Regions from separate parts of the Homo sapiens genome. Here regions 1, 2, 3 and 4 are each linked to region 5. A link is a loop called in an ENCODE intact Hi-C map of the cell type or tissue named here. Cell type or tissue: heart left ventricle. All regions are shown on one strand. Each heading gives the region's core, and the rest is flanking DNA. Links, peaks and the distances in the headings are about the cores only. Region 1 has its middle 77 kb from the start of UPP2. Region 2 overlaps CCDC148 (coiled-coil domain containing 148). Region 3 has its middle 68 kb from the start of UPP2. Region 4 overlaps PKP4 (plakophilin 4). Region 5 has its middle 11 kb from the start of PKP4-AS1.

Region 1 (5,889 bases), core at 711-4,710, 720 kb before region 5:
TTTGACCACTGTGTGTAGTAAAGAAGTATATTTTGCACATGTCTATATAATAAAAGTCTTGGCCATGTGCGGTGGCTCATGCCTGTAATCCCAGCACTTTGGGAGGCCGAGGCGGGCGAATCACGACGTCAGGAGTTCGAGACCAGCCTGGCCAACATGGTGAAACCCTGTCTCTACTAAAAATACAAAAAATTAGCTGGGCGTAGTGGCGGGCGCCTGTAATCCCAGCTACTCAGGAAGCTGAGGCAGGAGAATTGCTTGAACCCGGGAGGCGGACGTTGCAGTGAGTCAAGATCACACCACTGCACTCCAGCCCAGGGAACAGAGTGAGACTTGTCTCAAAAAAAAAAAAAAAAAAAGTTCCATAAAGCTGTACTGGAACTTACTAAGAGACATGTTTTCTAATTTATTCTATTATGTTATACTTCATTTAAAAATGTTGGTCTGAACCCACTAAATTGACACCACACAATAGTTGATTTCACTGACCTGTGCTTTGATAACCTACCATGCTACTTCTACTGCAGGCACAGCCCTCCATTCCCATCTTCTCCCCAAAATGCTCCAGAGTCAAGACAGTCTGGACCAGGTTCTTCTTTCCTCATCCAGACTTGTGCAAAGAATAGGTATAGAGGTTCTGTACGATAGTCAGCTTGCATCTTCTTAATTCCTTATTTATCCACTCATTCTTTCATTCCTACTGTCATTCATTCAAGGAAACATTTATTGAATATTCAGTATGTGGCAGCCACAGATCTTCCATTTAGGGATACAGGCATAAAAGCAGATGATTATAATGTCACAGGTTAAGAACTGAGCTGAGTATGCATAGGGAATGGTGGAGTCTCAGAGCAGTGGCACCTGGGGGCAATGATCTTGAAAGGATAAGAAGGATGATCTGGGTGAAGTCTCCACCTAGACATTCTTACAGGTATCTCAGCACCCAACAAGATGAATGCTAGAGCAGGAAGTGGGTTCAGAGACAGGAGGCCTGATTGGGAGGTGGGGGTGGGTGTGGGAAGGGCGTGTGTGAGGATGGGGTGTGTTAAAGTCTTTGGAGAATAGTGCATGAGGAGGGGAGGGTGTGATGAGGTCATGGGGTTGCTGTCAGTTGGGGGGGGGCATTTGGAAGGCTTTCAGTCCAGTGCTGCTTTACCCCCAATGTAGAGAATTGACATTGCAAAAGTTTATTGTTTTTGTATTGGCAGAGGATCTCAATTCTCAGTGACACTCCATAATAATTAATTGCTACAAACAGCAAAGGCTTAATGCTAAGCTTGGAATCTGGACTCCCATGATCACTTCTCATAAAGAGCCTCCTCTCCCTCTGAAAGCTCAAAATGAGATCACAGAATGTTAGAATTGGAAAGAAGCTAAGTGATGGTTATCTGGCTACTTCCATTTACAGCAATAACACCTGAAGCCAGCGACCTGTCCAAGTTCACAAAGCTGGTCAGCAGGAGAGCCTGGCCTGGAAGCTGGTCTCTTGCCTTTCACATCGAGTTGGGACATGGAGCTTTGGGGTGGGGTGGACACGGTGGGAGTTGGGTGGGGGTGATGGAGTAGCCAGCAGAGGTGCCTCTCCTTCTAACTGCCTTTTGCTGCTTCCTATGCAGGCCAGAGGGAGACACCATACACAAGCAGCCACTCTTCTGGTGGCCCATGGCTTCTTGTTTAGAGGGTTCGACCGAAGTTGCCAGGTCACTGTGGTGGAGCCTCCTATGTTCAAGCAGCAAACATTTGGGTTGTCAGGGGCTTTTGAGAACTCCTGCATTGGTCTCTTGAGCTCTCTTCAGCTCTGGATCCCCTCCCTCCCAGGGCCCAAGGGAGATTGCCTGCGTCAAAAGCATTTCATATGTTAGGTCTCCAGTTTCTTTCCTTAGTAGACTAAAATGTAGCATTGTTAGAACTTGAATGTGCATTAAAAATTCACCTGAGAAATTTGTTTAAAATGCAAATCCCAGGACTTAGACATTCCAATTCTTAGGTCTTGAGGAGGGACCCCAGCAACCTGCATTTTAAAGATCTTACCCAGGAATGCGGATATAGGGATCCCCTGGAGCATATTTTTTAAAATATGGGACTTAGAGCATATAAGGTTTGAGGAAGACAAAGACCTGGGCTTCCTGGGAGGTTATCTCTTCTCCTTAGTTTAAGGACCAAAAGGTTTCTTTCAACTAACCCACTGAGGCCATTTAGAATAGCTTTCTTGCCCCCAAACTGCCAGGATATCACTACAAGTTGACCTGTAGAGGAGCAGGATTGGGATGTAAACTGCATGGGAAAAGATAATCTTAAGAGTCATTTAATTTAATTAGCAGTAGGGCCCCAACGCCTGGGAAAAATCAGGTCTAAGTGGCAGTTTCCACAACAGCCACAAGGTGGCCACCTTCGGCGTCAATTTGAAGAGCTCAGAGAGTTACCATCAGGTTTAGCTTATTTTCAATGTTAAATGTCATCAGTTTTTAACGTGAGTGTTAATTTTAAAAGGATGCAAGAAGAAATGGCTTCACAGGAGAGCCTTCAAACTCACATTTTAATCAAATACTGACATGATCTAGATGGAGGAATTTAGTGAGGTTTCCACATCAGACCCCAGAAAAAAGATAAAAATCTGTTTGAGAAAAAGCCATAGTCTTTGCAAAATGAAATGTGTCACTTAAAGGGAGTGTTTTTTAAAGCATTCTGAAAAGTTGGCTTTTTGGAAAAGTAGCAGGTGCAATCTGGTCATAAAAAATAAAAAAAAATTATCATCTGGTAAATTTTTCTTTTTATTGGTGCATAATCAAGATCAGAAAATAGGGCCAGGTGCAGTGGCTCACACCTGTAATCCCAGCATTTTGGGAGGCCAAGGCGGGTGAATCACCTGAGGTCAGGAGTTCAAGACCAGCCTGGACAACATGGTGAAACCCCGTCTCTACAAAAATATAAAAATTAGCCAGGCATGATGGCGGGGTGCCTGTAATCCCAGCTACTTGGGAGGCTGAGGCAGGAGAATCGCTTGAACCCGGGAGGTGGAGGCTGCAGTGAGCTGAGATCGTGCCTTTGCACTCCAGCCTGGGTGACAGAGCAAGACTCCCTCTCAAAAAAAAAAAAAAAAAAGATCAGAAAATATAAAAAGGTCAGGGTGGAGGGAAGGGTGTGGGTGTGGAAATGCTCTGGATAAATGCAATAACCCCAGGGCCATTGTGGACCAAAAATGACAGCAGAGCTGTGGCTTGGCTGATGCAGACCTGAGCCTTTCTTCCCAGCAACTCCACGTGCTTTAGATGTTATCCTAACTGTCCTGGAGTGTGGAGGCCAGCAGGCCTGCAGGGAGGAGCAGCTACAGGGGAGGGAAGCCAAACAGGCTAAGAGCAGGGTACAGGAGGCCTTGAGGACTCACCACAGTGCAACTGCAAGCCAAGAAGCCCTGCCTCAAGCCTCCGGGAGGCCGAGCCACTGGCAAGGTCACTGCCAGCCTGTGACCTCAAGGACAGAGCAGCCAGTAGTTGGGGTTTATGGTGAGGCCACGGTCACCATTCCACAGGGATAGGTTGGAAAATATAGCAATGGCATCAGACCAGCAGAGAATGCTGGGGACAAGGCTGCTGGTCACTTAGTGGGCTTTGGGCCATATGTGTACACATCTGTGTAAAATTAGTTCAGAGAGCAACTCCTGGCCAGAGCCTCACACGGAAGACATCCTCTGACGCATCTGAATTCCAGAACAATGTGCGTAGAGAGGTCAGTAGAAGGGGGTCTGGAGGGATAAACATCACATCCTCGTGTTCCAAGGGCACATGGGAAAGTTGGCCTCACATCCTACCCTCTCATTTCAGCTTCGTCTGGAAGAAGCAGCCCCGGAAAGAAAGAGGACATAATCGAGGGAGGCAAAAGGCCACCAGGACATAAGAGGTGGTGATGAAGTACAGCAGCCTCCATAGCTGAGGCCTTCCTCTCCAGCCTTCTTCATTGTATCTCCCGTCGTGCTCTTTGTGAGGTTAGGAAATGGTGGGAAGGGAAAGCTCTTGTCGACAAGAGACCTGAGGCGGCCTGGTTTCTTAGATATTTGGAGAGTGTGGGAGAGGATTCTAAGAGGTTTCTCTTTCTGCCTCTTCTCTTATCCTCGCAGAGCAGCATCGGGGGCTGAAAATTCCCAGAGCATTACCCTTGGTGCTTAGGCTGCCTTCTTTCTAGAAATATGCCTTCAGCTCTCAAGCAGAAAGTAGGACAGTGTGGGGCCCAAGTAAAGGTCTCAAGGTCCTGATTGTTCTGAGGGACAGCTGTCCTTTGGTTGTTCTCTGATCAGGCCAGCTCACTGCAGGCAAAATTGGATGACAGCATATACAGAGAGCAGGACTCATGTTCCCAATGTAAGAACGAGCGTCTCTCTAGGACTATATCTCATGGGAACCCTCTCTGTGCTGCTTGGTAGATGGAGGAGATGCATATATGGTTGAGGAGAGGGGATACTTCATAAGTCACCGCCTTGGCAAGACTCTTTTTCCATGACATTACCTGTGGCTCCAGGAGAGTGGCTTCCCAAAGTTGGCCACACAGAAAGAGTTCAAACCTGCTGACTGCCATGAGATGACCAGGTCATGTTTAATATAAAATATAACAGGCAAGCAGTCTGTATTAGTCCATTTTCATGCCGCTGATAAAGACATACCCAAAACTGGGAAGAAAAAGAGGTTTAATTGGACTTACATTTCCACATGGCCGGAGAGACCTCAGAATCATGGTGGGAGGGGAAAGGCACTTCTTACATAGTGACAGCAAGAAGAAGTGAGGAAGATGCAAAAGCGGAAACCCCTGATAAAACTATCAGATCTCTTGAGACTTATTCGCTACTACGAGAACAGTATGGGGGAAACTGCCCCCATGATTCAAATTATCTCGCACCGGGTCCCTCTCACAACACTTGTGAATCATGGGAGTACAATTCAAGATGAGATTTGGGTGGGGACACAGCCAAACCTTTATCATTCCACCCCGGCTCCTCCAAATCTCATGTCCTCACATTTCAAAACCAATCATTGCCTTCCCAACAGTCCCCTAAAGTCTTAACTCATTTCAGCATTAACTGAAAAGTCCACAGTCCAAAGTCTCATCTGAGACAAGGCAAGTCCCTTCCACTTATGAGCCTGTAAAATCAAAAGCAAGCTGGTTACTTCCTAGATACAATGGGGGTACAGGTATTGGGTAAATACAGCCATTCCAAATGGAAGCAATTGGACAAAACAAAGGGGTTACAGGACCCATGCAAGTCCGAAATCCAGCGGGGCAGTCAAATTTTAAAGCGCCAAAATGATCTCTTTTGACTCCAGGTCTCACATCCAGGTCACACTGATGCAAGAGGTAAGTTTCTATGATCCTGGGCAGCTCCACCCCTATGGCTTTGTAGGGTACAGCCTCCCTCCTGACTGCTTTCATGGGCTGGCATTGAGTGTCTGTGGCTTTTCCAGGCAAATGGTGCAAGCTGTTGGTGGATCTACCATTCTGGAGTCTGGAGGATGGTGGCCCTCTTTTCATAGCTCCACTAGACGGTACCCCAGTAGGGGCTCTGTGTGGGGGATCTGACCCCACATTTCCCTTCTGCACTGACCTAGCAGTAATTCTCCATGAGTGCCCCACCCCTGCAGCAAACTTCTGCCTGGGTATCCAGGCATTTCTATACATCTGAAATCTAGGCGGAGGTTTCCAAACCCCAATTCTTGACTTCTGTGCACTTGCAGGCTCAACACCATGTGGAAGCTCCCAAGGTTTGGGGCTTGTATCCTCTAAAGTCATGGCCTGAGCTCTACATTGGCTTCTTTCAGCCACGGCTGGAGTGACTGGGATGCAGGGCACCAAGTCCCTGGGCTGCACACAGCACTGGGATCCTGGGCCAGGCCCACGAAACCA
Region 2 (5,889 bases), core at 696-4,695, 570 kb before region 5:
TCAAACCTGCATCTTAATGAAAAGAAGTCACTAATTTTGTAAATGATATGCACCATTAGTAACACCTGCCTATTAATTCTGAAAGTCAAGAATTAGCATGAAGAAAATGGCATTCTTAATGCCATTTAAAGACTGTAATAAAATAACTGAGGGTTGAACATGCTTTAATTATTTTAGGTTTGCTAGCTAAAATAGCTTACATCACAGTTCTAAATACTGATTATAGATAAGAGATAACAGCTATTTCCTCTTTCAAAGCATTCACAGATGGAAAGAATTCTAATCATATAGACTGTAGTTATCAAAGTTATGTTTTGAACAAGAATGTGTTCAGTAATAGTGACATTAAGTCTTGTACCCAGAAGGCCATGATATATAAGTTGAATAACTAAAATTTTGTAGGATCCAGGATTACCAGGACTTACATTCCTATGCTTTAAATTTATCTTTATAATCTTTTTTTATCAAAGAAGATGATGATATAATAGTCGTATGCATTTATGCCACATCTATACCATCTCATTTAGCTAGACTTCCTTGGTTTGAATCAGTATAACATTTACTAGCTGTGTGACTTTGAAGAAAGCACCTAACCTCGGTGTCTCCTCTGTTTCCTCTCCTATAAAATGGGGATATTAATATTGCCCACGTCATAAAGTTGTTGTAGAAATTGAAGTAATACCTAACAGCATTTAGAAGAGGGCTTTACACTTAGTAAATAATAAATTTGAACTCACATTATTGCAAACCTATCAGACAGATCCTATTATTCCCATTTTTCAGATGAAGAAATAAAGCTTACGGAGGTTAAGTAAATGACCTGTTTCCAGTGCCGGTGAGTACACAACCAGCTTGTACCAGGTTGGAAGGACACCAGAGGCCAAGTTCTTATCCATGATTCTGTGTTCCCTCCAGCAACACAGGAGGGAAACCAAGTAGTCCTTTCCTATTAGCTGGGAAACGGTGTCAATGAAGATTTTAGAGATTTTGAGTTGAAACAACCCCTTCAAGTTCAAAACTCTGAAAAACTACCAAGTAAAACTATCACATTTCCTAAGTTCTTAAATTCTCACCCTTGCCATCTACCATCCATTTTCATCTACTTTTGCTTACTTTCACTAGGCAAAGTGATAGGAGGCTTTTATTTCTCCACAAAATAGGTATTTTCTAAAAAACTGTTTTTAACACATTTGTTGACTGTGGGATGTTTCCAAAGGGAGGCTCCTATGCCAAAGAAGATTATCTTGCTCGAACTCCACCAGGTTTTTTGAGGACAGTAAAATTCGTAGACTAGATGTAGAGCCTCACTGTTGTAAATGGATACTATCCAGCTAATAAACTCTAGGTGATATAGATATAGTTAAATCTTGGGAGAGCTTTTTAAAAGGTGATGATAAAGTTCTTTCAATACACTGAGAAACTGGAAATGGTTCAATATAATCTAATTGCTCCCAGGAATGAACAGCAGTATCCCCATTTGGAAAAGTTAAATTTTATATAGCAGATGTCATGAACTAAGCCCCAGTAAGAATGCTATTAAGAGCACTTAGAAACATTTTTTTTAAAAAAACCACCCATGAAAATTTCCAAATGAAAAACACCTGTTTCCTAAGGGCTTCTAGCCGCCGTGCTCTCTCTTTGTCTTCATGAGCTTCTTGAAGGGCCACTTCCTTTTTCTCCATCAAACGCCTTTCCAATAATTCTTGTCTATATTTAACCCTTTAAAAATAACACAGAAGGAAGTTGTGGAAGCATCATAATAATATTGGAGATTGTACAGAAAACAGCATAGGGGCAGAACACATCTCAGAGGTAACAGCACTGTCACATTTTTTTTTTTACTGATTTCTCAAGTCCAAATCAATAAAAGACACTCATATAAAATGCAATTTTTTTTTTTTTTTTTTTTTTTGAGACACAGTCTTGGCTTGAGTGCAGAGGCACGATCTTGGCTCACTGCAACCTCTGCCTCCTGGGTCCAAGCAATTCTCCTGTCTCAGCCTCCCGAGTAGCTGGGATTACAGGTACCCGCCACCATGCCCAGCTAATTTTTGTATTTTTAGTAGAGACGGAGTTTCACCATGTTGGCCAGGATGGTCTCAATCTCCTGACCTCGTGATCCGCCTGCCTTGGCCACCCAAAGTGCTGAGATTACAGGAATTCATAGTAATTCTAATAACAACCAGAGAAATACAGGAAAGCGTGGGAGTAAAATTCAGTTCATCTCATTCCTCATTGAAATCACTTTATTAACTCTCAGAGTACCCACTGGCTGCCATGGCTCTGGCTAACCTGCCCTGAGAGGTGACTGGCTCACTTTCAAGTGAGCTATTATAGTGGTCTCCCAATGAGAAGCTTTAGCACACCTTGGGTTGTTAGAAAGTTTACATTACTGATTAAATATACAAATTTTTAGAAGGAAAAGTAAAATAAGCTACTATAATAATATGTCTAAATTATTTTACTTACTAGAACTTAAACTTTACATATATTGTCATCTACATTCTCACTTTCTGAGTAGGTGCGTATGTGTGTTAAGCAACTTTTAAAATTGCACTTTGACATCTGTAGATGGCAGCAAAAACATGACTTTCCCTTAGCATTCTATTTCCAACCCCCTTAAAATCATCGGCTATTAAAATATGGCCCACTTAAATACCAGCTTAAAGCCCTGAGCTCCTTGGCCCTCCTCTGCTGCCTTTTTTGGGCAGCCTCCCTTGCCATCTCCTTGCCCAAGCTATACTTCTACTGAATTATAGAGATGGAATTCATCCTTTCAAAAGAGTAGGCACCTGGGTTCTCAGGGGAGTATTAGCTCTCCACCTCTGCCTTTCATCATTGAAAGATTTAGCTTTCTCTGTGGCATCAGTCACAAATGTCCTTTACCCTTAGTGTGCACACCTGCATTTTCCAAGGTGGAGACACCTTCACTAGACCTTTTACATTCTGGATTCTGGTATTTACTGCGTGTTCACCCTGCATCAGGTCTTGTGCTAAGTGCTTTATATGTTTTAGGTCATTTAGACCTCACAACAATCACATGCTGGGTTGCCATTTTTTAATTCCATTTTATGGATATAAAGAAATAGAAGCATAGACATGTGATCTTAAGAGACGTACAAATAAGAGCCACTGAGAATTTGGAGAAAGGTGAGATGACCAATCACTGCACTGTGGGAGGGGCTGGCTAAACTTAGCAAGAGCTTCACGGAGGAGGCAGTATCTGAGCAGGGTCTTGAGGATTAGGATTCCAGGCAGAGACAGCAAGTGCAGGGCTGGCATCTGAGAGTGGCCCTCACTTGCCTTGACCTAGTCATGGAGGCCACGAGAGGGGAAGAGCTCAGGGTGGCAAGAACAGAACAAGTGAATGATGAGTGACAGAGAAGCCCAGGCAAGTACTGGTGGCTGAGGCTGCAGCCACAGGGTTCCCTTAGGAAGACATGCTCCTGGGGAGGAATACCCCAGAAACAGGTTGCTCATGAGTCTGTCATGAAAGGAGAGACACAGGAGAGGAAAGGAGGGAAGCACACAGTGGATCCTTGTGGAATACAAAACCCAGAATGAGATTTAGAAGGAAAATCCTAACCTCCTTTGATGGCCATGAGTGTTCTTGCCAAAATCAGGAGTCAATATAGTCAAGACACATAGATTAAAGAGCCCACAAACCAGAATGCTCCCTTTCTCTCACGCCTCCATGTCATGGAAAGCTCTATTTCTCATTCTCTCCACTTTCACTAAGGCATGACATGACACAACCTCCCTAATGAGGTTCTACTCAATTTAAGCACTGAGTACAAGCTAAGTGAACTACTGTGAAGGTTCAATTAAAAAATACCCTGGGATTTGACAATTACCATATGCTAATTCTCAGAACCTTTGGAAAGTTTCTCTTCCTTTGGGATATATAGGTTGCTTTGTCTGCAACAAAGTTTTTGTCTGTTTTGTGGAAAAGTAATAGTTGTTACAGTCAGGGGAGCTTGACTAGTGAGGAAGAAATTGCAAATGAGAGAAAGGCATTTGTACTTGTGTGGTAGAGAAGGCTGACTCATCATTTACTTTGAGGCTTATTCATTTATTTAACAGGTATTTGTTGAGCACCTGCCATGCATCAAGGGCTGTGTTAGGCACTGGTGATACAACGTCAACATGGGAGACATGCTCCTGTCCTCGAAGAACTGACAATCCAATGTAGATACAAAGACCCAGGCAATTATGATACAGGGCAGCTTGTGCTCTGATGGGACAATGGGGCAGAGACCATGGGAAAGACAGCTTTCCCAGACTTGGGGCTTTTAGGGCAGTATCTATAATAGGAGGAAGTACTCTGAATTTAAGATCCAAAGAAGGAGCAGGAATGCACCAGGAGGGGAGAGAATAGAAAGAATGATTCAGACAAAAAAGTAGCATTTGAAGGCCCAGAGGTGAGAGTGAGCAGGTATGTCTTAAAAGACATTCAGAATAACCAAAAATGAGCAAAATAAGGTGCAGAGGGCCAAGAACTGAAGCTAGAGAAGCAAGAGGGGCTGGACTGTGGGGGTTTTGAAAGCATGAGAGGTTTTGATCAGGGAGAAGTATCTGCTGTGATATGCAGGATGGGTTGTTGGGAGGCAAGACTAGAGATGAGCAATCCAGATGGGAATGGAAGGCCTCCTGATCTAGGATGGGGGAAGAGTACTCATAGGAGGTTGGGAAAAGATAGGGATTTAAAGGACATGTAGAAAATAAAAATCAACAGAAAGTTTTCATTTATTTTATGGGAGAGGGAAAGAGATAGAGGAAATTTTCTCTTACACAGTGAACAGGGGTGTTCCTCCCTAAGACTGGGAACTCACATGAGAAACAGGGAGGTGAAAGAATTAAGTTCAGTTTGAACACAGACCTGTCTTCACAAGATCTGGGCTGGAGAAATACATGGGGAGTCTTTACCAGTAGAACGGAATTGAAGCCACAAGGCAGATGCCACCATCTAGAAAAAGAGTGTAGAGTAAGAAGAGAGGTAGGCCTGGGATTGATTCCTAAGGAAACAACACTTAGGAAAGGGAAAGAAGGAGAGGAAACCATTTAGGGAAGTGAGGAGGATAAGTGGTCCTAAGATGTTAGGGAAAATGGGGTCAACAACATCAAATGCTACAGAAAGATCAATTCTAGTGCAAAATAATGATTGGGTTAAACAACAGGGAGTCATTGGTGACCTTGGTGAGAACATCCCACAGAGGTGGATGAGGTGAGGTAAGGCAGTAAGAGAGGGCATGGAGACAAACAAGTCCTGCAGCAAAACTGATGCAAATGGAGAGGCGAGAGACAAGGCGGAGCTGGAGGGTGCACAGAGCCGACCACAGTTGCATTGGCTCCAAAGTGATGATCAAGGTTACTCTGACTGCCTGAAGGATTGGCCATGAAAAAATTTCAGGACTTAGGAGACACACTCAAATTCTTCATTTTTACAGATGCTATGGTTTAAACTCAATAATACTTCACTTAAAAAAGGAGAAACTCTTGGTGCTTCTTCTACTCTGGATAGAAAATTTTCTTTGCCTAAAGAGAAGTGATGCAGAAAAACTCCTGGGAGGAAGCCAAATACTCACATATTCATGGGGAAAGAAAATAGCAACACAGTAAAGTCAATCATTTGGAAATTTTTCCACATAAATACTTTTAGCCACTTGAGGTAGCAGATTTTCTCCAAATTAAACTGTTGCTATGAAAGTCAATGTCAGGAAGTGGCTAAACTCAATAGTTTTTAAGTTGTGCACTGAATTCCCAAACAGAAACCGTCTTGGGTTCATTTCTCAGTCTATTATATGCTCCCTGAGTCTACAAAGGTTGAAAGTGCTGCAAAAGAGGCATTTTCGACTTCTCTTGGGGGAGGAGAAGCATCATATTGTTCAA
Region 3 (5,889 bases), core at 1,020-5,019, 710 kb before region 5:
AAATGGTACAGAAAATAAATGCCTCAGAATTAAAAGAAAACAAAAGATCAGTGTGGGCTGGAGTGATTAGGGGAATCATTTGATTTCTTATCAGGCTTTCCTCCTTCATTAGTTGTAGACTTTAGGTTCATAGATTTTGGAGTAGGAAGTAAAGTGAGGGCCAGGAAGGAGAATTCACTCACGTAAGGTCCTGTGGCTACATAAAAGGCCCTCAAGAACTAAAGCATAATCTGGCCTCCCAAGCCCTAAACCTACGTAAGGCATTGCTTGGTATGTTGAGGGACTTGGAGAAAAGGAAATTGTTTCTTCCTGGTGGTTTTCTTCATACATTTGATGATTTCATTCTCTTAATTTGGCTCTTTGAAGGGACTTCCGAGATTTTGAGGCCCTGGAGGAGGCTTAGGGATGGGTGAGGAGTGCAGAGATCTGGGAAACCTGAGCTGTTGGAACATCTCCAGGACCGCTGAGGTTCCGAGCCAGCTCTATTCTAACAAGGATCTGCAGAGGCAGCCAGTGTCGGTTTGGAAGGCCATAGTTATCTTTCCAGTTGGTAACACATAAAGCTGTTTAATCAGATACATGAACTTCTTTGTATAACTCACTCAAACCACAACTCTACCATCAGAAGGCTATGAAATAACATTGAGAAAGTAGATTCAATGTCTGCCACAATCCAGGTGACTGCATTTCCTACATTTTTGGTTTTCTTCAAAACTGGAATCCCTTGGATGGGTAAAATACTAGCGTTCTTTCTTTAGCAATTTCCTCGTGTTTTAAAAGGTGGTTAGAATTTGATCGTGATCATGATCATCACCATTATCACCAAGATACCTCCCTCGAGTATGTTCATCATTCAGAGCACACATCTTCATACAGCTGAATATTGTGTTCCCCTCTGGGTGGCAACTTTCATGAGAGACTCTGGAAACCAGAAATTTCCCAGGAGAGAGCTGCCGGAATGGTACAGGGTCTGTAAACTATGATAGATGAAGATCAAAAGAATTGGGGAATCTCTGCTCTGGAGAAGAGAATCCTGACAAAAATTGAGAGCTAGCAGCTGCTTGTAATGCAGCATTGGGAGCAGATATTGCTGATTTTGGCTTAGTAGAAATAAGAACTTAATAAAACTTATAGCTATTCAATATTGGAGTGGGTCAGGATGAAGTCATGCACATCCTGTCACCAGAAATGTTCATGGCGAGACTGGGGAAACATCTTTCAGGGATGCCATGTAGGGGACCCCCTCCATGGGCTAAGTTGTGGTGAAAAGTTCTGGGTTTGAACTGGGGAGTCAAACAGGTATATGACAAAGAGCTTACCTCTGAGGGGCCTGTGGTCTTCCAGAACAAAGGCTGCCTACATGAAAATATAAGCAACAACCTAAGGAAGTGTATGACATAGGACAGGGGAAATATTAAGAGCTGTGGGTGGTGAGGGCAGTGGCAGAGGAGGGCTTCATTAGGAGGTGGGACATGGGGGAGGTGCTGAAACATGGCTGGGACTGAGATCACTGGAGAGGAAGACTCAGGGCTGCATTTGGGGCTACGGGGAGCATTGTGAACAAAAGACTGTGCTGGAACACAGTATGTCTGGGACAGAGGAGGATTTGTGAGGATACAGATCATAAAATTAGAGAGCACTACAAAGGCTGGATTCTGGAAATCCATGAGTTCCAGGTTATTGAAGTAAATCCTCTAATGGTTTTTGAGTTGCTAAATAGCAATGCTTTTCATATCTGACAGGCAGCACAGGTTTCTTTGTGCAGGGACACAGAGAGGCCAAATGTTAAGGTAGGAAGCAAGTAATATCATGGCATTTTCCTGACCTCTTTCATCTCTGCAGGCTCTGGCCCTAACAGGCTTTTAGGGGGAAATTGTACATTCCTTCTGGTATTTACCAGTATTGGCCTACCCATCCTTAAACCCTCAAATCCCGCTGTATAATTACCCCTAGGAGGCCAGGGGTCATTTAGAACACCAAATGTAGGCAACACCCAGCTATTAGAACTCAAACTTCAGAGCTCTACCTAAATTCTGGCCTGAAGCATACTGAAGATGGGAGGGGGGCCCCAAAGGTGGAGGACCTTTGAGCATGGTGTTTCTTTCTTGAAATAAAGGTGTTTAGTTTCTGAGGTTGGCCTGGGCAGGCTGTGTTCCTGTATAGGGAAGGGTATAGCTCCACTCCCAGGGAGGTCTCTCTGCCACACTAGAGCCCTGGCGGCAAAAAGGCTTACAGATGCTCTCACACTCACCTACTCTCCTGCTTTCTGCATTTAGCTGGGCTCTTAGGGAGGAAAACTGAGATGAGACTCAGGGGTGCTCTTATGACTGCAGATGGGATGGGTGGTTCCAGGAGGGAATGCTGAAGAATAGCTTCTCCAGAAGGGATCTTCCAGGGAGCTTGAGGGGAGCCAGCCAGCCAGCCAGCCAGTGAGTACTCCTCCTCTTTCCTGGGAAGAAGGAGAAGAGGCTGGGGAATGGGCGGTCCAGCAGTTGGTCTCCATGTAGGGCAATTCCTTGGCAAGATAGCAGCAATAACTAACTAGTTCTATGCAAGATCTACCTGCAGGCAGCTGTCCAACACGTTATAATTAAAGGGGTTCCACAAGCCCACTTTTCCAAGTAGTTTCTGTTATTAGCCTATCCTCAGGTTTAAAATGCTACCATTAGGAGAGATTCACTGGACTTTAGCACAAATCTCACCCCAAGGTTCTCTTAAAACATGCAGTTTCACAAGGATGCAATGAAATTAGTTTATTTGCTTATTCCAACCTGTTGAGAAGAGTGCATTGCCCTGAAAACATTAGGAGTTGGAGAAGGCAGCCAAAGACAACCAGATGTTTTGAGAGTGGACAGTACCAAGGGTCACCTTTACTTCCTTCAGGATTTGCTCTGGGGCAACACAGACCCGGTCAAGCAGCATCTCCTGGCTCTGGCAACCCAGAGAACAGTGTAAGGCTCCACACTTGGAAGTGGATACTTTTCAAGCTAGCTGTATGTTCAGTCTCTCCAGGAGGAAAAGCCATAAGAATCTAGGAGTTTGACCATGATCATGAATTCCAACCTTCCACCTCTGAACTGCTCTTCATGGTGTTCCTTCCTGCATGCATTTTTACCATCAGGGTGCTTGTTCTTGAAGCTGCCTGGGGACTCTCAAGTCTGCTCTCTGTGGGGAGGAGGTACGTTTTCACTGAGCAGACACAGCACTCCGCAGGGCAGGGAAAGCTCTCTGTTCCTCTTCCAGTGCAGAAGCCAAGGTCCTGGCTCCTTCGACCTCACACATAGGGCAAAGGCTTCTGCTCAGATGCTTTTCAGAGAGAAGGAAACCGTCCAGCAGGTGTCAGTAAGTTCTAAGATGTGTAAGGAGCCTGGCTTGATAATGGAGTGTGCTCTTTTCCAAACCAGCTCAGCCTTCAAGGATCTCAGAGGAGATGTGACAGACAGAGGGCCTTGAGTGACAGAGCTTCCAAGAGGGGAGCTTGGGAAGGGAAAATTGAAGTCCATTTCCTTCCAGAGATTTGTCGTGTGTGTGTGCCTGAGGATTCTAGGAAGTCTGTCCTATAAATCTGGACTAATTACGCATAGTGAATGAAAAGGAAGAGATTGTTTGGCACCAGTCAGCAGTTCATTATGTCTATGCCTCTGCTGCAGAGCATGAACCATTTCTGGCTTTATCTCAGGGGCAGCTTGTTCGAACTAGCCTTAAGATTCTCCTTCAAATTGAATGAGGCCTTAAACTGAGGTCACTGTGGAAAGGTCACTGTCAGTCCAGCCTGGAGAACTCTTTTCTGAATTAAGTTGGCCCTCCTCCAAATAAAGTGCACATCAGAAGCCCCAGAGCCACTGTAGCTTGCATTAGAGCCCCATTTCTGGCCTGGCATCAAATGGGGTTCTTGAAGATGTGAAGCAGAGGTGTGGAAAAGAGCTCTTTACCTTGCTACATCCTCTTCTTTTTATCAGAATTTATTAAAAGATTGCATTTTCAGGTACAGTGCTAGAAACTACAGAGGATACGTAGAGATATAAGATGGGGTACCTCAGTTTAAGAGGATCAGAATCTTTTTTTTTTTTTTTCTGAGATGGAGTCTTGCTCTGTCGCCCAGGCTGGAGTGCAGTGGTGCGATTTCAGCTCACTGCAACCTCCGCCTCCTGGGTTCAAGCGATTCTCCTGCCTCAGCTCCTGAGTAGCTGGGATTACAGGCATGCACCACCACGCCCAGCTAATTTTTGTATTTTTAGTGGATACGGGGTTTCACCATGTTGGTCAGGCTGGTCTCGAACTCCTGACCTCATAATCCACCTGCTTGGCCTCCCAAAGTGCTGGAATTACAGGCATGAGCCACCGCGCCCGGCCAAGGATCAGAATATTGAAGTGGGCTCTGATAGTCTGTCATTGATCAGCATATTATCCCATTCCTATTGTGCTGGATACAATCAAAGGAACTCCTCCTCCATTTTACAGAATCTTGATGGGTTATTAATTGGGCACCATACCCTACTACTGCGGCATGGGCTTGTAACCTGAGCTGGCCAATCAGAGTCTACCTGGGAATTGCTTTATGGGTGTTATCAGTTTCTTACAGCCAGAGATGTGAAACTAATTCATACATTGATGACATTAGATCTGCCAAACTGTTTAGCACTGTATAAAAACCAGCACATAATTCTGCAGGGACGGGATTGACTGGTCCAGAGATGTTCTTATTTTACATTGTAAGCAGTTGTTCAAATACACAAGGGTTGAAACCAGTTTTCCTCTGTTAAACAGCTGTCATCCTTACAAGCTACTGGAATAGGGGATTTCTAGGAAGTTGATTTTCACGTTAAACATACATTAGTGTTTTCCAAGGGACAAGGATTGTGTCAAATAGTTGGCCAAAATTTACCAAGCTCCTGGAGATGTTGTCACTCCTCTGACATGTAAGTCTCTTGGGCAGTAGAAGGGTCGTGAATGTAGATCCTAAAAGAACTCAAGCTCACAAGCTTGGAAAGTAGCAGTGATGATTTAAAAAACAAAATACTCAACTTTACTTCTTTAATCTGTAAAATTAGATACATTATCATTAGAGAAGGGCTAGAAAAAAATGCTTGCTGAGTTTCTTAAGCCATTCTCCAAGATTCATAGTGTCACACATTCTGTTATTAAAGTTATATTTTATGTTTCACAAGTTTCTTTTTTTTAAGGTATAATTTCAAAGTCTTTTCACTTGAACCTGAAAAGCAGGGTGGGCAAATACTCAGCTCCTTCACTACGACTGTACCCCCGAGCGCTTGGTGGAGACATTGATGCCTCCCAGCACAGTTCCTGTGGAGTCCAGGTGTGGTCTTGTAATTGACCTCAATACAGAGCTCTCAGCATCAGCATTCATCACCAGGCCATTAGTGTGGGCCTATTGTGTGCCATGAAAGATGAAAGCTATTTTCCAGTATAAACTATAGCCAGTGGTGCCATTTTATGTACAGACTCTGAGCAGAAATTTTGCTAGCTCTTATCTGTTCGTTCATAAGCTGGTGTAAGTAAGGCTCTGAGAAACACACAACTTCAAAATCAATCAATGATAGATTGTGACACTGATGCTATGAATATAAATGTTTATGGAAAGGCAGGTGAAGATAAGACCAGTTACTTTTAAGTTCTCAACATGTCAGTTATCTGTCCCTGTGGGCAGAAGATAAATATTCATTAAATAAATCAAAGAATGGTGAACAGTTGAAAGGGGGCACAGTCAAAATTTCACATTTCCAAATGTGTTTTGCTTCACACTGAAGGGTACCAGACACACAGACACGGAGACCCCAAGGTCTTCTGTATGTTCCTTAAAAGAAAGTGACACATCTCCAACAAAACACTGGCTCAGTAGAAAGTCTGTATGGGGCTGGGAAAGTTTCC
Region 4 (5,889 bases), core at 1,138-5,137, 77 kb before region 5:
TCTGTCCTACTGTCTTGGTCACAGCAGGAAAGTATATGTTTTATGAGCAGCATCTTTCAATTACCCTAAAATTTGAAAGATGATTTGCATTGGTTGAAAAAGTCAATTAAAGCTCAAAGCTGGAAACAAGATTAAAGAACCGTTTTCTAACGTTACTCTTTTTGGTTGTTTCACTGATGACTTAGCGCTCATTTCCATTTTATAAGATATACAAACTGACTCACAGTACAGAGTTGCTTCATAGTCACAGAAAAATTTCTTGACTATGGATTTTTAAAAAACAGCATCAGCAGCTAACTAATCTTGAGTGAGAATGCATTTTGCACACAAATATACTTACTTTTTCACCAGGCTGTATGAATTATGATGCTGGATGTTTCTGGAGATTTCCCTTTCTTCTGAGGCAAGGGATTTTTCCAACTAATCTCTTTGACAGGTTTCTGAACTCGAAATATTGTTGCAGGGAATATAGAAAAAAAATGACTTGATGGAGACAGGTTCTCCTTTCATGTGTGCTGATGGGTTACTGTCTCTGCCATCCTATTTATAGCCTCTGGGTTTGGCAGGGGACCAACTGCAAAGAAAACACACGATCCTTCCTTAATCATGTTTATGTATCTGAGATAGAAAGTAATCACTGCCTTCTCTTTTCTGCACAAAAATATCTGGCAGATGGTGGTTTGAGATTTTCAGGCTTTGGGATTTCTTTTTAAATCAGTCATTCCAGCCTATCTTTCTCCCCAACTTTGGTTTTCTCTTCACTGACACCACAGATTTGATCTTCAATTGGAAAGAAACCATTTAATCTATTAGTTCATCTTTTGGAAACATCTTTTTTAGGTGACAGTAACATATGAGACTGGAACTCTGTTTTATGTTACTTCCTGCCTTATTTTTCTCACTAGTTTGCAGCATATATCCGGGCGGCCGTCCGAAAAGAAAAGGGGCTCCCCATCCTTGTGGAGCTTCTGAGAATGGATAACGATAGAGTTGTTTCTTCCGTGGCAACAGCCTTGAGGAATATGGCACTAGATGTTCGCAACAAGGAGCTCATAGGTATGTTCTGGTGACAAGATGAGCTGTAAATGTGAGAGCAGCTACAAAATTCATGAAACTCTTCTTTTGATTAATAAATATATGGCTTGTAAAATCATTAACAGCTGAGCCCTAGTCTCCAGTTTCTTGGCATATTTGAGTACTCCTGTTTTGTGACCATTCTTTTTCAGCAGGAGGCAAGCTCATTAATTAGTCATTGATTAGGGAAGGTAAATTTTCAGAAAGGCCAGCAATTTTAGTTGTACCTTACAACACTAGTAGGGTTAATGTCTCTCATTTCTAAGAGAGTTCTCTATATCCTGAGCAACAAAAAATCTTAATCTCCCTTTCCAATTTTTGGACTGCTACCTGCTAATTCACCAACACTACCATACTCTAAATAAAAAATCACATGAATGTTTTGTAGCTTTCCCCTCTCACATTGGTATAAATCTTTATCCCAGAGAAGAACCACTGTCCCAACATCATTTCCACCCTGGGCAGGGGCAGGACTAGGGTGAGCTAAGCAAGGCGCCAAAGGCACAACATTTTAGGAGGCCTTTACTCTCAGGTTTGTACAAGGTAGGGTTGGCACATGCACAAACCAAACAGTGAGGACCTCTGTACGCTCCGCACCCCAGGCAGCTTGCTTGCCTCTGCGGCATTGCCACATCCTAGGCAGGATGCGGGCTAAAGAAGACATCAGGGACCCCCATAAACCTGAGCTTCGTTCCCAGGATGTGCTGCTCACTGGCCATGCAACCTGGGGTATCCTATATAACCCCGTTCAGGCTCCGTAATTCTATCTAGATTGGAAATGAAAGGCAACTCCTCATCTCTGAAGGGGAGCTGTTGATGCCTGCTGTCCTAACTGGGTTTGCTGTAAAGAGGAAATGAGAGAGCTCCATGCCAAGTCCCACAGCTGGTGACAGGTCAGGGGAGAAGGAGGGGAAATGGGACAAGATCTTATGTGGATTCATGTGAATCTATAGTAAACTTAAAATACACCTGCCATGAGAGAAGGAGAGAGAAACAAGGGCGATGATGTTTACCATAAAGAATTGCTGTAAGGATTAAACGTGATGACTTACAATGGAAGCCCTTCACACAGTGCCTGACAGAATTGCTATTTTGAATTGTTGCCCAGATTAACCTGCTCTTAACACACCATTCCTTTAAGCCAAATCATCCCCCTACGGAGAGGAAAGGAAGTTCCTCCTCACCCTGTTCATGGTCCAGCTCATGCCTGATTCTTGTAGATGTGCCATATCTCTCAGTTCCCACACTTCCTTTACAGAAATCCTTCAGGTCCCTAAAGAGAGATATTCTTTAAAGTTATTTTTCTTACGTCTGTATTGTTTGGATTTCTTATAAGAAGCATGTATAATTTGGGCATTTTTAATGCTAAAAAATAAATGGTTGACACGTATATCCTGTGGCCTGTCATATTTCACAACGCAAAGACACAGGTAGACAGGAGTCCTTGAGCTGGTACTGTGAAGTGCTAAGACCTTTGGCAAGAGGAATGTGTGTTCCAAGTCTTGGCTTCCTCTCAGTGCATTTCTGTGTTTTCTGTGAATAACCCTTTTTAACTTCCACTGGCCTTCTGCCTCTCCAGTGATGAGCTTTTTTTTTTTTTTTTTAACCTGGCTGGAGCACTCTTGAACTGTTCCATCAGTCTGTTTTTTTGTTTCCCTATTCCCGTCTTCCTGTGAGATCTGCCTCACTCTTGGATTCAGTATTTGGCTCTAATTTACCCAGTACTTCAGTTCCTAGGAACCTTCCCCTTCTCTGACCTCTTCCCTCTTTTTTCACATTCATCATCAGCACTAGCAAAGGACTTTCTTTTCAGAGCCATTTTTCACAAAGAAGCAAAGTTTTATCACTTCATAAAAGTTACTACATACTCAACTGAGTGGGACCCACCCTGCTGTCTGGAGCTGCAAGTTCTGAGGGGACCGCCAGGCTCACTCATTCATAGGCAGAGTGAGCTGCCTCGGCCTAACCCCCAGGAGTGCAATTTAAAGTTATGCCTTAGCAAAATGACAAATTACATGTCATGGGCCTTTTGGTCATTCATGAGTATTCAAAATCACCAGAGCTAACTTATCATCTGCTCTGAAAACCACATTTATCTTGTGGCCTTACAGTGTCAGCACTGTTTTTCCACTCTTCATAGCAGTGTTTGTCGTGAGCAAGCCAGAGCCTTCCCTCTGACGTGCTGTACATCACACAGCATGTAGCTGAGACCTGTCTTCTTCTGCTTACCACTGTAAATAAACAGGCCTTTATAAAAAGCGATTGCACATCCACTCAATTATTAGCATAGGGGAGAACTAAGAAGATGTTTACTTGCACTTTAGTTCATTTCTTTTGTTTGTAGTGCACTTACAGTTTGTCAGTTGGTAATCGAAGTTGAAAAAGCTAGAGGTAATCTCTTTTTGGAGAGGAATAAGAAAAATTCAGTATCTATAAAGAAATACCTCAATAACTGTGAAACTCCCCTTGCCTTGTCTTAGCAAGAATTTCATTATTATTGCATTATTCCTGGGAGATAACATACCTATAATTTTAATACCAGAACTTTTACTTGTGTCATCTTTTAAAGAAACTAACATGTTGCCACCGTTGTCAGATGAGTTGCTGTACACCTCAGCTCTATACACAAAAATGTGTAACTGTACCCAGTTCATACATTAAGATCCAGAAAGATCTAACGAAAAGTATTGTTTGGCAGCCTGACTTGGTCCAGATTCAAAGGTAAGTTTTAAAAAGCTCTAAGAGGAAATTGAGGTATTTGTGATGCATAGGAATTCCATTGAGAATAAAATTTACTATTATAATTCCTTCATTACTCAATGTTACTGAAAATACTCGAACGAAAGTAACTTGATTTGTCTACCCAATTTTACGCATTGATTTACATTTGCTTTCAGCAATTGACAGTAATGTTTTATAAATGAATCATTTCTGCAAGTGACGTTGCAATAAATGTTAGCTTTCCCCTTATAATGACATTTGTCCTTTTCTTCTTTGCCATGGGTTTTGATTTTTTCCCCTATTATTGTCTCTTTGGGGGTTTTATTTTTAAGAGATTGCATGCCACCAGAATCTGAACAACAATAACAAAAACCTAGTACCTTCTGGAAGTAGAATTTACTCTTTTGCCGTTGGCAGGCAAATACGCCATGCGAGACCTGGTCAACCGGCTCCCCGGCGGCAATGGCCCCAGTGTCTTGTCTGATGAGACCATGGCAGCCATCTGCTGTGCTCTGCACGAGGTCACCAGCAAAAACATGGAGAACGCAAAAGCCCTGGCCGACTCAGGAGGCATAGAGAAGCTGGTGAACATAACCAAAGGCAGGGGCGACAGGCAAGTCTGCGGCAAGGAGGTGCAAGCAGTGCTCTTATTCCTGAGATTGTCCTGTGATGAGGCCTTTGTTGAGGATACCTTTCCTATTGGAAAGGATTTATTTTTGCATTTCTTACATGCCGATAAGCTAAGCAGTCTCCAGCACTTACAACCTGCTATGCTGGGAGAAGTGTTTTCTGTTATGGGGCCTATTTTTGGTTTTCACTTTATTGTAACACCCTCACTCCTACATTGGTATTTGTCTCTGTCTTAGTCTGTTTGTTCTGCTGTAACAAAATGTTGTGAACTGGGTGGCTTATAAACAACAGAAATTTATTTCTCACAGTTCTAGAGGCCGGGAAATCCAAGATCAGGGCACCAACAGATTTGGTGTCTGGTGAGGGCCCCGATTCTGGTTCATAGATGGTGCCTTTCAGCTGTCCTTGCACGGTAGAAGGAGGGAGAGGTCTCAGGCCTGTTTTTATAAGGGTGCTAATGCCATTCATGAGGGCTCTACCCTCATGATCTAATCACCTCTCAAAGGCTCCACCTCCTAATACCATCACCTTGGGGGTTGGAATTTCAACATATGAACTTTGGAAGGGACACAGACCTTCAGACCATAGCAGTCCCTAAAGCCACAACTGGTCATGCCAACTCCTGGAAGAATTGGAAATGCCAGGATGAGAAAAATCTAGGGGGCACCATTTCCCTTGTGCCCTTGTCTCTCTGCTCCAGGCCTGAGTGCCTGTTCTGCAGGAACGTCTTCTTGAATCCCCAGTTCTGGAATTGAGTTTTCTGCCACATACCCAGAAAGTATTAAAATTACTGCTCTGCAGCAGGGCTGCTGTGTGGCCTCAGGATGTGCCCCAGGCTTGGATGGCGCATTTCCCTTTGCTTCTGCATGACACCTCACTGATTAAGCAGGAAGGAAGGACTAGAGAATCAGTGGTAAAAATTGAAGGCTGCTTGTCATGGAGCTGTAGCAGTGACTATAAGTTTGCCTTAGTATCAGATCAGAGAAATGGTAAGTAGGATGCCTGGTGCCATCTCAGAACAGCAGGACAGCAACCTCCCTGAGCCACAGTAGCATGGCAGCCCTCTCCCCCAAACCCCCTGCTTTGCTCTCTCCATAGCGCTGATTTCCCCTTGCTGTGGAAGTTATGTCTTCCTCTTATACCTGACTCTTCCATTGCAGAGATTTTTATTTCGGTTCACTGCTATATCCTTGGCATCTAGAATAAGCCTGGCCTGCTCATAACAGGTGTTTGGTGAATATTTATTAATTGGCCAAATGACAGTGCTGGAACTCACATTACATCTCATCTTTATACTTTTGAAGGAGTTTCTAAAATATAAGAATAATCTAAAACCATATTCTCATCTCCCAGAAACCACACCTATCAGCAGTAATGATATTTCCTTTCAGTCTTTTTTTTAAATGTATTTTTTTCTATTTAATTAGTAATAAATGGTTATAGGGGGTGGGGAGGGCTGGGAAG
Region 5 (5,889 bases), core at 610-4,609:
CCCTCCCCGGGGTTGTTGACTGAATTCTGAAAGACTGAAAAGTCTCTAAGGCAGCAACCACAGCTTTCCAACATTGAAGGGAGTCGAGTCACCTGCTGGTTTACCAGCAAACTCCCTGGATATGCAATAAATAAAAGCAAAGGGTAAAGGTGAGATCTGGCTGCCCAGGAGCTCAGTTGGCTGAACGCTTAAAAGAGCTAAGGTATTTAATTTAATTCACCTGGTGAAAGGCAGGGATTTCAGCAGTTCTGTCTAGAAGTTTCTCATCCACTCTTAAAAAAAAAAAAAAAGCCAAAAGCCCAAAAGAGTTCCCTAAGGGCCCTGGGAAAAAGCAAGAAATAAATAGGACCATCAACTCTAGCTGCCAATGAATTTTTAAAGTCTGGTTTGCAATTACCTATAAAAACCAGACTATCAGAGCATTCTCAGGTAATATTCGAGGTAAAAGAGTATTCTTGGGGCCTCAGAGGTCTGATTTCTTCAGTTTTGTCTTCATGGTTTCTCCCCTAGGTCCTTTGAAATACCAGCATGGTTCATGCAGAGAAGAAACAGTGTGATAAACAAAAGAGCATGTGTCTGGGGTCAAGGATATCTGTATTTCTAACCCGGCTCTGCCTTTTCCTAGCTAGGTAGTTCTGGGCAAGTTATCAAATTCTCTTAGCCCGAGTTTCATTATCTGCAGAAGGGAATGATCATTTGGTGTTTTGTGGGCTGCAATCCCAGAAAGCCTAAGGCTAAATGCTGAAACAACAAAGGGGTTGACTGGCTGGCATCACTGAGCCCAGAGCACCAGCCATAGCCCCTTCCAGGCCCTCCCGCACCCTTTCTCTGCGAGTTCTTGGCTCTTCTCTCTGCTATGTATTGAGCAGCACAGAAATGGATGAGGTCTTATATCCATACACTAGGAAGTCAGTGGAAAGACACATCTCTAGTAACTCTCTTTTAAGATAAAGCAAACTTCTTTCCCAGAAGCACTTAGCTAACTTCCTCTTGTTTCCTATTGGCCCAAAGAAGTCACACCTCATTTCTCAACAAATTGTTGTGGCAAGGAGATTGGCCTTGAGCTGTGTTCCTCAGCCTGTTGATCACAAAAGACTCCTTTTGGATCAGTGAAGCCCTCCCTTGGAGCTGGGAGTGCAGTCCTCTTACTGGGACAGCCAAGGGCTGGGGAGAGCAGGAGTCATATTTGGGGAGAGGAAATGGATCTCTTGCTTAGATAGGCAGCAATTCCAATTCACAGAAGGTGGTGGGAATTAAATGAGATGTGTGAAAGCACTTAGCCCAGCCCCTGACACATAGTAAATACAATAAGAGGGAGTAAGAGAGAGTAAATACAGTAAGAGAGAGGAAGGCAGAAGGTGGGGAAGAATACCACAGATGAAGTGAAACCAGAAATGAATCACTCACATATCTGGGGGGCTACAGCTTAGAGAGCGTGCTTCTAGTTACCTTGAAATCTATTCCAATAGCTAACCCACCACCACCACACTAGTGCTCAACCCCACTCCCCACCCCAAATGCAAACATTTCATGTATTAGGGTCAAGACCATCCTCAGGATGCTTCTAAACTCTGGAGTAGAAATCAGAAGACCACTTACTGGCTGGAAGACACAATTCGTCTGAGCCTTAATTTCCCCCCATTGATTTGCTCTTAATTTCCACCTTTGTAAGTGGCCTTATATCGTTCCCATAGATGCCCAAAATGCCACAATACTGTCCAGCAGAACTTTCTGCAAGGATGGAAATGGTTTTTGTGCTGTCCAGTATGGTAGCCACTGGCCAAATGTGGCTACTGAGCACTTGAAACATGGCTAGTTCAACTTAGGAGTTGAATTTTTTGTTTTAGCTACTTTTAATTTAAATAGCCACATATGGCCAGTGGCTACCATAATGGGTAGTGTAGCTCCAGACTGTACCCTCCTGAAGCCTGAGACAGAAGTTTCTGCTTCCTCTGCACCTCACCACTGCCTTGAGTCAAGCATGGGGCCCTTGGAGGGCCTCCCGTAAATGCATGTCACCAACTAGCTAAGTGCTCCCAGTTTGCACAGAATCATGAATAGACCTGCTCAGCATAGGTGAAGTGACTGAGCCCTTGTGGTGTAATGGAGAAAAACAGAACTAACCTGGGCACTGAGAGTGAGCGCCGCCTGCTCCACTCTCTGCAGCAATGGATTGCCGCACTCTCCAGGCCATGTCAGTCTGTCCTCACAGGGCTTTGCATGTGTGCGTGTTGGTTGTGTGTTGCATGAGAATGGCCCTGGGAGGGTGAGAGGAGCTGCCTGCTCCTCCAGCCCTGCCTCCCCAGTGGCTGGCCTCTGTCCTGTCTGCTGCTCACTTGAGGCACTTGCTGAGATGATACAGGCTTGAAAAGAGGAGGGGGGAAAAACACACTCCTAGAGCTGAGGGCCTGAATGCATTCTCTCCTGACGGCTGAGAGATCACCCCTTCCACCACTGCGTTCAGCCAGCGCCCCCACTGACACCCTCCCGGGAGTAACAATAGGCCTTTTCTTCTCCGAGCACTGAATGTTTCCATTGGCGCACTTCACCTCCCTCCTGGCGGGAAAGGCCACAGCTGATGGCTCCGCGGCATCCTCAGGGAGCTGTGATGCCTTCCCCCCATTGTCATCAAGATGATCAAAGCTCTGCCATCTTTAAATCGACTCCAGGAGGTTCATATTTAGGGCTTGCCTTCAGCTGGGGCAGGGAGTAGCATCCTTACAAAAATCCCCTGCTTCTGAACTGAGCCATGAAGCTTGATTCACTGACAAAAATCTCATCCTCTTCTCAGGTATTTATCACGGTCTGTGCACCACCTAGAGGCCGCTGTCTTAAACTCTTTCCAGTAAGCAACCTGTCTCCTTCCCTCACCAACAGAAAGACCCCAGAAATGCTGTGTTTCCTGAGTAGACTCCACTGTGCTTCTACTTTCTCAAAGTTGGCTTTCTGTGATCCCACGCACCTCTCACGGAGTCCTTAGACTGAAGCAGACCTGCTCAACCAGGACAGCTTTCTAACACTTTCTAGCCTCTGTCAAAAGAAAAAAACTTTTCGGTTTGTCTTCAGAAGTAAGAAAGGTACCTAGGAAAGATGAGCTGAGCCTTCCTGCTGATGTCCAAACCCACGCGAGCTCTCAGTGCTAGGAGATGCTTGCAGCTGCCTGACGGGCACTCCTGGCTGGGTCTTCCCATATGGGGCTCATTCTCCCAGGACTGGAGATCCTGTCCACTTCACCCTCCCTCCCATGACCATGTCGCTGCCACACAACACAGATTAGGAGCTGTCCCCAGGGGATGACACCATTTTGGGGGAATTGATATCAAATATGTTATTGTTGTCATTGTTTGCTCTGGTTTATTGTGGCAAAATATATATATATATAACATAACATTTACCCTTTAGCTTTTTTTTTAATTGAATGATTCAGTGCTGTGCAACTGTCACCCCCATCCATTTCCAGTACATTTTCATCATTCCAAACAAAAACTCCATGCCCATTAAACAATAACTCCTCCTTCTTCCTTCCCCTCAGCTTCTGGTAACCTCTACCCTACTTTCTGTCTCTGTGACTTTGCCTATTCTGGGTACCCCCTATAAGTGGAATCATACAATATTTGTATGGCTGTGTCTGTGAAAACTGCTGCGGTCTACAGGAAAGGCAGAGCCAAGTTCAAACTTCTCAAAACAAACAAGGAAGAGTCCATTGTTTGGGAGCTTGGGCAAATCAAGCCTCAGCTGGTGTTTACTATCTCCATTTTGAAGTGATCTGAAGAAAGCTCCACTGCAGAGCTGCGGGTAACTAGAGGATCTGACCCTGGAGGTTTGAGGGCAGGCAGGAGGCAGCTCTGAGTGTCTGGACGTGTCGGCGTGGAAGTTTCTGGATTTGCGTGTCTGGATATAACCTCAGGATTCAAGGGGGAGTGATGTCTACACTTCTTTCTTCCTGCATTTGACAGAGAACTGATGATGTACTTTACAGTCATTTTCTTATTACACTAACAGAACGGACCCTTTTGTAATATAAATGGCTATTACTATTTGTGTAGGTTTCAATTATTTTTATATTATGAAACTACAATTCTGTAAATGCTGCATCCCAGGGAGAAAGGGATTGGAGCACCAGAGTGAGTCATTGTAACAGTGACAATTAACATTTATACAGCATTTAAAGGTTGATAAAGCAGCTTTCATAACCGTGATCTCATTTCTTATAATAAGCAGAGAATATAAAAAAGTAGGAAGAGTTTATAAGAGACACCCAGAAAAGATGCATCATTTATTGGTTTCAAGAAAATAATGATCATCTCAGATCTGCAAATGGGATTTAAACCTTAGATATCTCCTTGGCTGAAAAGAGGGACTCAGTAGGAGTTCCCTGCCCCCACCCACTCCCACCAGGAACAAGAAAACTGCATATGAGAGAAAAGCATATTTGACTAGGAATTATAGGAAATTTGAGATGTTCAGGACACACCCTCCTAAAGCTGACCTCTAAGCCAAGCTTTCTCAGTCCGTAAGTAGGAAACATTGGGTTGATTAATAGTATTTCTTTGCAGGACTTCTCAGATCCTTTAATATGCTAATGTGCATTTTGACTTCCCAGAGTGAGACTAGAGTATACAGTGCTTCCCACACATAGTTGATAATGGAATCGTGTTTGAGATTAATGTTCCTAAGGACACACTTTGGGAAGTGCAGACTAAAATGGGTGGGTCCCTGAACCCAGGAGAAACCAGGACCACCAAAACGTGGATACAAAGAGCTTTCCAGAGAGGTAAAGGAGGCTGATGATCTAAGCAGAATGGTCTGAAGCTCAGAAAAAAATGGAACCAGCAGAGGCTTACTCCTGGAGTGGGTACAGGGCAAGTCTGAGAGCAGAACGTCCAGCCGCAGAGCTTCTGTGGTGGCCTGGCCCGCTTGAGTGTGGTCAGGGCAGCATCTTTCCTTCCATCTTCACCAGGTTGGCAGCAATTGGGTCAGGAAAGACCCATGTCCCCGAAGTTCACAGAGAGTCTCTCAAACTGTTCACACCCCCCATACGGGAATGCAAGGAACCTCAAATCATTTAGTCCTATGGAAACTGCACTTAAAAGGAGTCACCAATCCAGATTTGGGAACCCCTCCATCATACTTTTTGGATGACATGTTTGTTTGAATGGGATTTAATTTTTATCATATGTTATAAACGTTATTGAAACTTTGCTTCCCAAGCCCTTTAAATCAGAATCCTAGTAATAGCTGTCACTTTGAGCTGCTTTCTGGGTGCCAAACACTGTGCTAAGCACTCTGCATCTACATCATTATCAGACTCTCACAAGCCTTTGCGGGAGTCTTGATTACTTTCTTTATTTCACAGATGAGGAAACTGTGTCTTAGAAATGTTAGGTGTCTTGTCATTGATCACACAGTTAGTAGGTGATAGAGCCCAGATGCTTACTCAAGTAATCTGGCATTAGAGGCTCCACGGTTAACCATGAGGCTTTACTGCCTCAACATATGTGGAAAAGAGGACAGGCTGCCCCACCTCCATGTTCATTGTCTCTGGCAACCCTTCCAAGAGAATCTCAGTTTATTCCAGGAAGCCAAGTCTGTATTTCTCAGCCTGCCTTTCAGCTAGGTACGCTCAATGAAGCAGAAGTTGTCAGGTGTAGCTTCTGGGATGGCTACTTTAAAAAGCTACCCTGCTTCAAGACACACCTTGTTGACCTTTTTTCTGCATCCTTTTGCCTAACACCTGGATGTGATGGCTGGTGTGTCAGCAGCCATCCTGAACCCAAAGCAGGTGACGTACCTCACCTGCTAAGGATGGCAAAGCAGGAAGGTAGAAGTCTGGGTTCCTAACAGTCATGGAACCCACATGCCAGCTATGGACTGCATACCTCTAGAGAG

What was found. Peaks named below come from ENCODE experiments on the same cell type or tissue, not always from the same donor. Only the 100,000 strongest peaks of a DNase experiment are listed, where the experiment ranks them.
Region 1: it touches region 5 in a loop (4-fold over the local background); 106 of 110 quality-filtered maps call a loop at or near these places.
Region 2: it touches region 5 in a loop (9-fold over the local background); 74 of 110 quality-filtered maps call a loop at or near these places.
Region 3: it touches region 5 in a loop (7-fold over the local background); 106 of 110 quality-filtered maps call a loop at or near these places.
Region 4: it touches region 5 in a loop (2.7-fold over the local background); 21 of 110 quality-filtered maps call a loop at or near these places.

What each region holds. Positions count from the first base shown.
Region 1 is chr2:158,022,118-158,028,006 of GRCh38, forward strand. It overlaps a transcript of UPP2 not described here. Among named protein-coding and RNA genes, the nearest start is that of UPP2, 77 kb to the right of the region's middle. In heart left ventricle, for the core only: a CTCF peak has its summit at 2,377 (motif pointing right); a DNase peak (open chromatin) is centred at 3,414.
Region 2 is chr2:158,177,278-158,183,166 of GRCh38, forward strand. It overlaps CCDC148 (coiled-coil domain containing 148), which reads right to left. Exons shown (of 14, transcript NM_138803.4): 12 at 1,602-1,719. It overlaps CCDC148-AS1 (CCDC148 antisense RNA 1), which reads left to right. Exons shown (of 5, transcript NR_038850.1): 3 at 784-835. Among named protein-coding and RNA genes, the nearest start is that of CCDC148-AS1, 14 kb to the left of the region's middle. In heart left ventricle, for the core only: a CTCF peak has its summit at 2,556; no DNase peak of the experiment used is centred there.
Region 3 is chr2:158,031,101-158,036,989 of GRCh38, forward strand. It overlaps a transcript of UPP2 not described here. Among named protein-coding and RNA genes, the nearest start is that of UPP2, 68 kb to the right of the region's middle. In heart left ventricle, for the core only: a CTCF peak has its summit at 3,343 (motif pointing right); no DNase peak of the experiment used is centred there.
Region 4 is chr2:158,665,508-158,671,396 of GRCh38, forward strand. It overlaps PKP4 (plakophilin 4), which reads left to right. Exons shown (of 22, transcript NM_003628.6): 16 at 906-1,056; 17 at 4,213-4,408. It overlaps PKP4-AS1 (PKP4 antisense RNA 1), which reads right to left. Exons shown (of 4, transcript NR_135242.1): 3 at 341-574. Among named protein-coding and RNA genes, the nearest start is that of PKP4-AS1, 67 kb to the right of the region's middle. In heart left ventricle, for the core only: no CTCF peak of the experiment used is centred there; a DNase peak (open chromatin) is centred at 3,000; H3K27ac peaks cover 1,960 bases.
Region 5 is chr2:158,742,997-158,748,885 of GRCh38, forward strand. No RefSeq gene overlaps it. Among named protein-coding and RNA genes, the nearest start is that of PKP4-AS1, 11 kb to the left of the region's middle. RefSeq lists enhancers at 1,812-2,312, 2,313-2,813. In heart left ventricle, for the core only: a CTCF peak has its summit at 2,818 (motif pointing left); a DNase peak (open chromatin) is centred at 2,510; H3K27ac peaks cover 567 bases.